Linked DNA regions of Mus musculus: region 2 is linked to region 1. The links are chromatin loops, found by intact Hi-C in ENCODE. Cell type or tissue: left cerebral cortex. All regions are shown on one strand. Each heading gives the region's core, and the rest is flanking DNA. Links, peaks and the distances in the headings are about the cores only. Region 1 overlaps Ccdc88a (coiled coil domain containing 88A). Region 2 has its middle 21 kb from the start of Cfap36.

Evidence for each region. Peaks named below come from ENCODE experiments on the same cell type or tissue, not always from the same donor. Only the 100,000 strongest peaks of a DNase experiment are listed, where the experiment ranks them.
Region 2: a loop joins it to region 1, with 4 times the contacts of the local background. A loop is called at or near these places in 9 of 42 quality-filtered maps.

The regions. Positions count from the first base shown.
Region 1 is chr11:29,469,258-29,474,644 of GRCm38, reverse strand. It overlaps Ccdc88a (coiled coil domain containing 88A), which reads right to left. Exons shown (of 31, transcript NM_001363368.1): 17 at 4,189-4,330. Among named protein-coding and RNA genes, the nearest start is that of Prorsd1, 43 kb to the left of the region's middle. In left cerebral cortex, for the core only: no CTCF peak of the experiment used is centred there; no DNase peak of the experiment used is centred there.
Region 2 is chr11:29,265,218-29,270,604 of GRCm38, reverse strand. No RefSeq gene overlaps it. Among named protein-coding and RNA genes, the nearest start is that of Cfap36, 21 kb to the right of the region's middle. In left cerebral cortex, for the core only: a CTCF peak has its summit at 2,559 (motif pointing left); a DNase peak (open chromatin) is centred at 2,552.

The DNA of each region.
Region 1 (5,387 bases), core at 236-5,235:
AATCAAGTATTGCAACACCCAAACACTCTGAGACACAACTCACTGCATTCCCTTAGATTCAGAAAAGGTTTCCAGTAAAGTTTAACATGTCCTGATAAAAGCCCTGGAGAAATCAGAATATAAACACATACCTTAATATAACATACGTTATGTGCAACAAACCTATAACCAACATTCTAGTACCCAGGGAGAAACTGACCCCGTTCCTTCTAACCCTGGGATGGAGCGAGACTGTCTTCTCCACTGTTACACATCTAGACCTGATGTTTTACTATAACATTAAGGCAAGGTAAAGCAATAGAAAAGAATAAACAGAAAAACAAGTCAAACTATTTATATGTTTGAGAATACGATCCTATCTGGAAAAGACCTTAGCGGTTCCATCAAAAATATAAAAATACTTTTTATCAAAGTACCCAGATATAAAATCATCATCTAAATATCAGTAGTTTTTCTGTATACTGATGATGAACATACTGAGAAACTAGGAAAACATTCCTATTTACAATAGCTCAAAGAAAAAGAGAGGACTAATTCTAAGAAGCTAAAGAAACCTTTACAGAGCTTTTGGAATGGAGACAGTAGAGGGGTAAGATGTAGCTGCTAGAGTATCCTGGAGATTCACAGGTGGAATAGGATTTTAATAAGGCTTAGTTGTTGCAGCCAGAGATTGAGTTGCACTGTTAGAAGAAGGAAGAGGAGGAAGAAGAGGAGGAGGAAGATGAAGAAGAAGAAGAAGGAGGAAAGGAGGAGGAGGAGGAGCAGAAGAACCTTTACAGAAGAGACAAGATGAGAATTCTGATAGATGGAAAGACCTCACATATTCACAGACTATCAAAATTCGTATTTTGAAAATGGCTATATTATACCAAAAATTTTGTAATCAGCTAATTAGTTTATTTACTAAACTAATTTGAATTATGTTTGGGATTACACTGTATTAACAGATTCATTTGTGATCTTATTTATTCTAGTACTAGGGATTGAATCTAGGCTTTGTGCATGCTAGACAAGTGCTGAACTACTGAATTAAGTCCAAACCTGAGACCTGTCATTTTAACAATTTCAAACATTTCAGTTGATGATATGGTATTCCTTTTCATTTACTAAGTTAGACATTCTATTTCATTAGTGCAGTTCTTTATGGTATTTTACAGTATTATAAATGGTATTTTTTAAACTAATTTTTCATTGTTAAAATATACAAATATGGTTGAGTTTTATATACTGATCTATAACCTATTTCACTTGATAAAACATACTTTATAAAGTATGTTTTTCTACAAATTCTTTAGAATTTCCATCCAAAACAATCATGTCAGAAGTTTATAAAATATCAATATTTCATGTTTTCCCATCTGTATTTCTCGGGCTGAAGAAATGGCTCTGTGGTTAAGAGCACTTACTGCTCTTCCAGAACATCCAGATTTGTCTTCCAGCCGCACCTAGCAGTTCACAAGCACATTTAACTATAGCTCCAGGGCATGCAACACTCTTCTGGCCTCCACAGGCACACAGGTGGCATATACCACACATATATACATAAAAACAAAATTTAAAAAAATCAGAATTTCCCCCCTTTATTTTCATATGTGAAGACCAACAATACAATGTGTAACAGAAACAGAGAGAGCAGTGCCTCTGCTTTCCTTCTAAAAGTAAATACTCTTTTACTATTAAGGATGATGTTCATTGTAGGTCACCTATAAACATTTTATTTAATAAAGCTCTTTTTATATGTGATCCATATGAAATCCTTTATAATTGTGGATAATTCTCCACACCACTGTATCAATATTGACATAGTTTGAAACTGTTGTTAGATACAAGAACATTTAATCTTCCTTAATCATGAAGCTAGAAAGCTAGAATGATCATTTTATACTTTTTAGCTGATGTCATTGTTTTAAAACTATTTAATAGCAATCTTTTGATAAGTGTTACAATAATACATTGTCTTTCATCAAACTTCCCTGTAGATGGCATTTTCATTGAATACAGTCATCTCTACTTTAGGATGAGTTTTTTTTTTTTTTAACTAAATATCTACATCGTTTGGTTTAAAATGTCCCTTTTACTACTTATTTTCTAATTGTCTAATCTGTCCTCTGCTCTATTTTCCTGCCTTCCTTTGGATGGTTTAAATTCTCTTTTATACTTCTATGTCAAAGCTTAGCCTTTACATTATTCATCTTTACCTTTCAGAATCTATTTTCAAGTTGTATGCCTCTTTGAATATACAGTATTGAAAGCTTAGAAAAGTACAGTTCCATTTGAGTTCATGTATAAAGGAGTAACCCAGTTTATAGCAGTTATGCAAAGTGGCTGAAGTTAAAGACAACGATGGAATTTGATAGCTCTAATATTTAGATTTAAACCACACAAACTAACCCATGCTCAAACCTGCTTCCTTCTTTAAGCTGAATAGCTTCATGGCGATGTATTTATTACTCACACTGTCTAACAGTACAAAATTTAGGACATAAAGGTGATTAATAACTACTTTATGCAGAACTCTCAACCAGTGTATGCTCCATGGCAAAATCTGTGACAAATGTCAGTAAAGATGTTGTAGGTAACTGGCAAACAAAAAGTCTTCTCTTTTTTCAGAAGAAAGTCAAATTTGATTAGCTCTTTATCTGGTCTAGAGGCATAGTAAAATTAGAATGGTGTATTATTATGCAATATGCTTATGGAGGAAAGAAGATTGGAAGACTACATCTGGAATAGAAAAACTAAAGACCCAATAGGAAGCAGAATCACTGGATTTCTCTACAGGTAGCCGCTCTTATAGTCAGTATGCATACCTAGGAAAGTTTAAATTTATGTCTTTGAAGTTAAATGACTTAATGAAGCACCAAGTCTCAAAATCTTGGCAGCTCTCTTCTATTCCAGTGTGTCTGACATTTTCCTTGAACCATAACCTGGAAAGAATGTAAGTCTCATAGACTAGTGAAATGGCTCAGTAGTTCAAAGTGTTTGCTGCCATGCAGGATGACCCGAGTTTGACTCCCAGGACCAATATATAGAAAAGAGAGCCTCTCAAGTTGTCCTTTGACCTCCATAGGCATGATGTGGTGTGTCTCCACTCTGTGTGTGTGTGTTTCTGTGTATACAAGCACAAATAAAAGTAAATGAAAAAAATGTAAAGACTCAATCTCACATAATTATATGCAGAGATAGAACACTGCTTAGCCATCTACTTGTATTTCCTAAAGTTATGTTGAATAGAATAGTTCTAAGTGTGGCCTAAAACAATCTCCTTTACCTGTTTGGATGCTTCTACAGTCCTTGTGCCTAGGAAAGAAGTAGGATGGTCAGCTCAAGCCACCCTTGCCTACCCTGTGCTACAAGAGAGCCTGTCTAGAAAAAAGAAAAAAAATAGAAAAAAAGAAAAATAAGACAAGTATTGTGGGGCTGGAGAGATGGCTCAGCGGTTAAGAGCACTGACTACTCTTCTGAAGGTCCTGAGTTCAAATTCCAGAAACCACATGGTGGCTCACAACTACCCGTAATGACATCTAATGCCCTCTTCTGGTGTGTCTGAAGACAGATTCAGTGTAAATCTTTAGACCAGAGTGAGCAACCTTCATTCCCAGCAACCACATGAGGGCTCACAACCATCAGTACAACTACAGTACACTCATATACATTAAATAAATAAATATTTAAAAAAAAGAAAAAAGACAAGTATTGGAGCAAGAAGACTGAAGACAGGAAGAGTAAACAACAAGGCTCTATGGTTTATCACTTACCAACCTCACAAATCAATTCACGCACTGAGTGAAAGCAGTGCCTAAGCTGACTGACTTGGTGCTCTAGAGCCCCGCTGCTTTACTATAATGCCATCTTCACAGTCCTATCTTTACAAATTAAAATTTACCTGGTGGATCAACAGGAAAAATGCACCAGAGTAAAGGTATCAGTATCTTCAAAACTAATGAGTTTTTTGTCATCTCTTGTCCATCCCTCTTCTATAATCCTTCATATACCCCTATCTTCAAGAGGAACTATTACATACTTGAAAACAACTGAGAAAATTGTAGCACTTCCCTATGATAGATATCTGATTAAGTATACGACCAGATACATGAAACAGAATAAAATACTAACATAAATACACGTGAGTTTGTATTTTCTCTTTTTCTTCCCAACTACTTATAGAACTATTACAAAGAAAAAACTTACTGTTTTAAGTTCGTGGCGCAATTGCTGATTGTAATTTGTAGATTCTTCTAACCGAGCTTCTAAAGCAGCAATTTTTTCTTCTTTTATTTCAAGGGACTTCTTAAGAGTGGATTCTAATTTTGATTCCAAAAGTTTGTACCTACTATAAGAGTAATATAGTTTGTCACTAGGTATCAAAACATTTTGAAAACAATTTATTTAATACATTCATATATTAAATAAGATCTAAAATCATTCATGTTTAAGATGTGAATTATCTTCTTCTTAGTGGTGGTCACAGAACAAAAACTAGAAAGTAAACAGAACTCTGATTTATTGTTAAGACTACAAAAAAAACTCCAAACAATTAATGCCCAAAAAGATAAGCTTAATAGCTAAACCCCAAATATTTGTGATTATATAAGACTAAACCAGAAAAAAGAACATAATGGATCCATTACTATCACACACGTATCTGTGATACTAATATGTATGCATTTTAATGTAATAGCCTATATGATCAGTTAAGACTGGGCACAGTGACATACACCTTTCATCCCGACACTTGGAAAGCACTGGCATTCCTGACCTACACAGAGTTCCAGGCCAGTCTGGGCTGTATAATGAGGCGCTGTCTAAAACAAAACATTCTCAGTATCCTAAGTTGTTGTTTAACATCAACAACAAAAAAAGACAATGCCATACTCGTGACACAGCCTGGGAGAGGCAGACAGATGTGAATACCAATATTTCAGTTATTGTGTAATATTTTAGAATGCATGAATGAATTATTAAGTAGTTTTAAAAATTGTGCATGTGACATATACATATGTATATACATTTGTGTGCAATGGACAGAGGAGGTATCTTTTCCTGTTGCTCTCCCTTGGTCCCATGACAGGGTCTCTACTAAACCTGGAGTTAATTGTTTTTCAGTTAGGCAGACTGGCCACCACATCCCAGAGGCTTTCCTGGTCCTCCCCAACCCAGGGTTGCAGGCACACATAGCTTTCTACATAGGTACTATGGATGCAAACTCAAGTCCTCACACTTGCATAGACATTTCAGAGTACATATTAAATAAGGGTTTTGGTTAATGCAATTTTTATAACTAAAGAACCTAAAGGGAGAGCTGGGTTCAGTAGTACACACTTGTAATCTCAGCACTTGAGAAGTGGAAGCAGGAACATCAAGAACAGTTAGTTAAAAACCAGTCTGAG
Region 2 (5,387 bases), core at 288-5,287, 200 kb after region 1:
CCTTCTCTCCAGTCCCCTCCTCTGCTGTATGTTCTTTATTATAATTTTTATATCAGTCTGGTCTAGTAAATACTTTTTCTGTTCTGCCTGACCTCTTTTCCTTAGCTTCTTTTCTCTCTGCTACTTGTGGTGGGCTAAGAGGCTGGTATGGGCCAGAGAGATGGCTCATTGGTTAAGAGCACTGGGTGCTCTTCCAAAGAACCTTATTTAAATTCCTAGCAATCATGTTGTTGACCACAACTGTCTGTAACTCCAGTCTCAGGGGATCTAATACCCTCTCCTGAGGCCTCTGAGGGCACCATGCATGTGGTACATAGACATATATGAAGACAAAACACCCATACACATAGAATAAAATTTAAGAGGCTGGCAGGTAACAGAAGCCCCTGGATATGGTGGCTCTCCATTAATAACAAAGGTTTTTTGTTTGTGATTCTGGAACTTTGTCACCAGAAAAATACATGCTAAGGAGTTAAGCCCTTGTAGAAAATCTTACCTTCCTTTAGAAACTGATAAATTCTACCCATGACTGGAGCAAGGTAAAGGGAAGATGCCCAGTTATATGGGCTGAAGGGGAAAGTGGTTACTTTTCTTCCTTTTTGAAGCCCCACTAGAAACATTGAAGATCTGGCCTTGGTAGCATGTCCAGGATGCATCTGCACAGATGCATTTTTCTCTCCTGCTCACTCTAGTTTTCTATTCAGAATTTGTGTGACTTTCCAGAGTGAGAGCAAGCAAAACACAAGACATGGTGTTTGTGCCTGGGATTCCCTTACAGATACACTTCCGAATCCCATAGATCTGAACATGGCCAGGTTTTGCTTTCCCCAGAACAAAGGGGTCTTATCCCCCACCCTACATCAGTTTTTATTTGAAAGGTTTCCCCTCCAGGTTAGTCTGGCTTGACCAACTAGGTGGGTTTGGCTAGCCAGGAAGGCTTCCAGACTAAAGTACATGTAAGGCAGGGAAGATCAATAACAGAGGTGGAACAATGAATCTTAGGCAGGATTCGCTTGATGGTTTTGTGCTCTCTATCTCCTCTGACTCCTGGAATGTACTCCTATGGCTTTAAATCTGATGTTCAGATTCTCAAAAAGAAAAGACACATTTTTTTTTGTTTGTAATAGATTTTGTTCTTAAACCCACTCCAGATCAAGATAGCCTGTTAGTTCATGTCACAAGCTATAATTTTACCCTACAATTAGACTTCTTTGTCATAATTTAGGAAAGGACTCAAATTCCTCATATCAAAGCTTCATGGCCTTTCACAGGACTTCTCACCCCTAGGTGTGAAAGACTCTCTAGGTGCCCCACTAGACTCTCTTTACACACCACGAGATGCCCTATTATTGATGTTCCTGACATGGTCCATCTCTGCTTAGCCTCTGGTCTAGCTTCCTGCACCCAATACCTGTGCCTCTCCCTGCTTCATTTTTGTTCTCTCTTCCTCTTCCCTCCCAACATTCCCTCAGCACACAGATATGCACTCTCCTTCACCATGCATGCCTGGACAATGCCATGCTCCTGCCTTGATGATACTGGACCAAATCTCTGAATCTGTAAGCCAGCCCCCATTAAACGTTGTCCTTATAAGAGTTGCCTTGGGGGACTGGCGAGATGGCTCAGCAGTTAAGAGTGCCAACTGCTCTTCCGAAGGTCCTGAGTTCAAATCCCAGCAACCACATGGTGGCTCACAACCATCCATAATTAAATCTGATGCCCTCTTCTGGAGTGTCTGAAGACAGCTACAGTGTACTTACATATAAGAAATAAATAAATCTTAAAAACAAACAAACAAACCGAGTTGCCTTGGTCATGGTGTCTATTCACAGAGTAAAGCCCTAACTAAGACAGGGACATCATCTGAGTACACATCTTCTTCTCCATGTCTAACTTGCCCATAATATAATCCACACAAGGGTCACTTAGCCAGCATCTTTCCACTTTCATTAAAGATTCATAAGAACTCATTCTGGCATTTTACCTAATCTGGCACTGTTAAGAGTGCCGTCCTTATTACCTCCTCCATGTTGTGTATCTGTCTTTAGCCTGAGCTGATGAGGCTACACTTAATATGGCCTGGCCAGGCTCTGTCCCATGCCTCACTCAGACTCCTGTTCATTACACTGATAAAAGTAATGACGGGAAAAATGACTTACCAAAACTATCAGATGGAAAGGGCTAAAGTGATGGGAAAGACACAGTGAGCTTCTGGAAACAGTACTCTCTAGGCTGGCTCAAACCAAGATCACATATATTCTAGACTGTGAGAGTTTGGAAAATCCTAGCTGTACATGTTTAAAGACAAGCCTCTCCAGCTAGTAAGCAAAAACTTCAAAGATTAAATGAAGTGCTCCTTCTAACCCCAGGGTACTTTCACTACTTTATTAGACATGGCCTCAAGGTACTTAAAACAGGGATGAAACCTCAAGAGTCAGAATGGGTAAATTGGAGAGAAGGAAAAGAGAAAAGACCAGGACAGTTCAGAAAGAGAAAAAGGTCAGGATCCTTGCCTAATTCCATGCCATCTCAGGAAAACCTAGCGCTCCATCTAGTGGCTGTCTAGTTCACTGAACCAGAGCCATGCTAGCTTTGAATCAAAGGTATCTTAAAGTAGCCAAGATATTCCCAAATCCACTGGGTTCGATGCCCCCATCCAAGAACCATATCCAGTCCGTTAAAGTGGGAACATACTGGAAGAGAATATCCCCTCTCCCAATTTCCATCCAAGGACCTCATGCTCACTTCTTTTTTGAAAAAAAAAGAACAAGTGCTCCCAACTTTGTTCCTGGACTGTGAAATGCTCCAGAGGGAAAGAGGCCCCTCTGCTTTGAGAATTGATGGGTCCCGGGTGCTATACAGTCTCTTGCATTTTCCATCTCTATGAATGAGCACCTACCGACTCTCAGAATAGCAGGGATCACAATTATATTTCATATCAATATGGGAGTGATTTTTCTGCCCTGACCACTTCTTGTTAGAACTTCTGAACCCTGGTCCTTCTCATTGCTATCAATAGCAAGTCCCAATAAGTTCAATTTACACCCTCCTTTTTTATTTTGAAGTTTTAAAAAAAAATATTTTATTTGTGTGACAGTTTTGCCAATGTATACATGCCTAGTGTCAGAAGAGGTCAGAAGAGTGCACTGGGTCCCCTGGAACTGGACTTATTGAGGGTTGTGTGCTGACAGTTGAGCTTAGGACCTCTGGAAGAAGCAGCAAGCACTCTTAACCACAGAGCCATCACGTTAGCCCACAGCCTCCTTAATATGTATACTAGATGAATATTTTTAGTCATTCTTTTTTTACCCTACCTAAATGGGTGTTGCCTTCCCTTCCTAGGCGGGGCATGATGTTTAAACATCAGACTTGCTGAGGCTTTTTTTAGACTCTGGAGGTTTTTTGTTTTTGTTTTCCAAGACAAAGTTTCTCTGTGTAGCCTAGCTGTACTGAAACTTGCTCTGTAGACCAGGCTGACCTCAAACTCAGAGATTCATCTTCCTCTGCCATCAGAGTGCTGGGCTTAAAGTGTATATGCCACTGGACCAGCTAACTCCACAGGCTTTTATGGTATTTCTGATACAAAATTTTCTGTCCTATAAAGGCCTGTAGCTGTCTTAGAGACTCAAATGCACTCTCTCTCTCTCTCTCATAGGCACTTAAATTACCTAACATGCCCCCCACTCTGCCAAACCTGGAATACATATCTTGCTAGGAATTCCACTAATGGTTACAATTGTCCTTAAAGACACTCTTCAATGGTCCTGAAAGACATAAAAGCTAATAGCCTATCATTGAGAAATTCATGGCTATGAACAATCTGTGCAGCAAAACTATTTTGGCAGTAAAGAAATGAGATGGACCCTACAGACTAGTCCAAGTTCTGAAGGTCAGGAATGAGGCTGTGTCTCAATTCACTCTATAGTTCCTGAAATTGTTTGTATTGTCAAGTTGAGAGGAGATAGGATCATCTAGGAGACAACCTCTGTGCATGCCTCTGGAGGAGTTTGTATACAAGGTAATTGAGGAATGAGATTCCACACTAAGTGTGGGTTGCAGTACTCCATGAATGGGTCTTTGGTTGAGTAAAAAGGAGAATGCTAGCTAGGGCCATTACTCAACTCTGCGATAAAGACTTCTTAGACTATTCCTGATCAAAGGCCATTTACCTAGAGTTATGACCTCATCTTTACCCACTTAGCCTAACATGACTATTTTTGTCATAGCAGACAGAATTTCTTCTCATTTGCAGTATTTTTAGTATTATATTTCTGTGATGGTGCCCCATAGTCTCAAGCATTTGGATACTCAGTTGGTGTTGTTGTTTGTGGAGGTTTAGAAGGTATGGCCTTGCTGAGGGAAGTACGTTACTGGAGGTGAGCTTCAAGAACTTAAAATTTCCGTATCCCCAGCAGCTAGGAGTCTCAGCTAGGGTCACCCACATAGACTACTGGGAACAGGTCTCAAGCTTGTTCCAGAAATGCTTCCTATCTGTTTCTGTTTTCTCTTTTAGCCCTCTCCAACTCCTATACCCCACCCCTGCTCTCTCCACACCTGATTTCCATCCCGGTTCCACTTCCCCGATTCCACCCAGCTCCTTACTTCCACACACCTCTAATATCTATTTTATATCTCCTTTTGAGTGGAATTCAACCATCCTCCCTTGGACCCTCCCTGATATTTAGCTTCTTTAGGTCTGTGGATTGTAGCATGTTATCCTGTACTTTATAGGTAATATCCATTTATTTATTTTTTATTTTTTATTAGGTATTTTCCTCGTTTATTTTTTCAATGCTATCCCAAAAGTCCGCCATACCCACCCCCGCCAATCCCCTACCCACCCACTCCCCCTTTTTGGCCCTGGGGTTCCCCTGTACTGGGGCATATAAAGTTTGCAAGTCCAATGGGCCTCTCTTTGCAGTGATGGCCGACTAGGCCATCTTTTGATACATATGCGGCTAGAGTCAAGAGCTCCGGGGTACTGGTTAGTTCATATTGTTGTTCCACCTATAGGGTTGCAGTTCCCTTTAGCTCCTTGGGTACGTTCTCTAGCTCCTCCATTGGGGGCCGTGTGACCCATCCAATAGCTGACTGTGATCATCCACTTCTGTGTTTGCTAGGCACCGGCATAGTCTCACAAGAGACAGCTATTTCTAGGTCCTTTCAGCAAAATCTTGCTAGTGTGTGCAATGGTGTCAGCATTTGGAAGCTGATTATGGGATGGATCCCTGCATATGGCAATCACTAAATGGTCCATCCTTTCGTCACAGCTCCAAATTTTGTCTCTGTAACTCCTTCCATGGGTGTTTTGTTCCCATTTCTAAGAAGGGGCTAGTGTCCACACTTTGGTCTTCATTCTTCTTGAATTTCATGCGGTTAGCAAATTG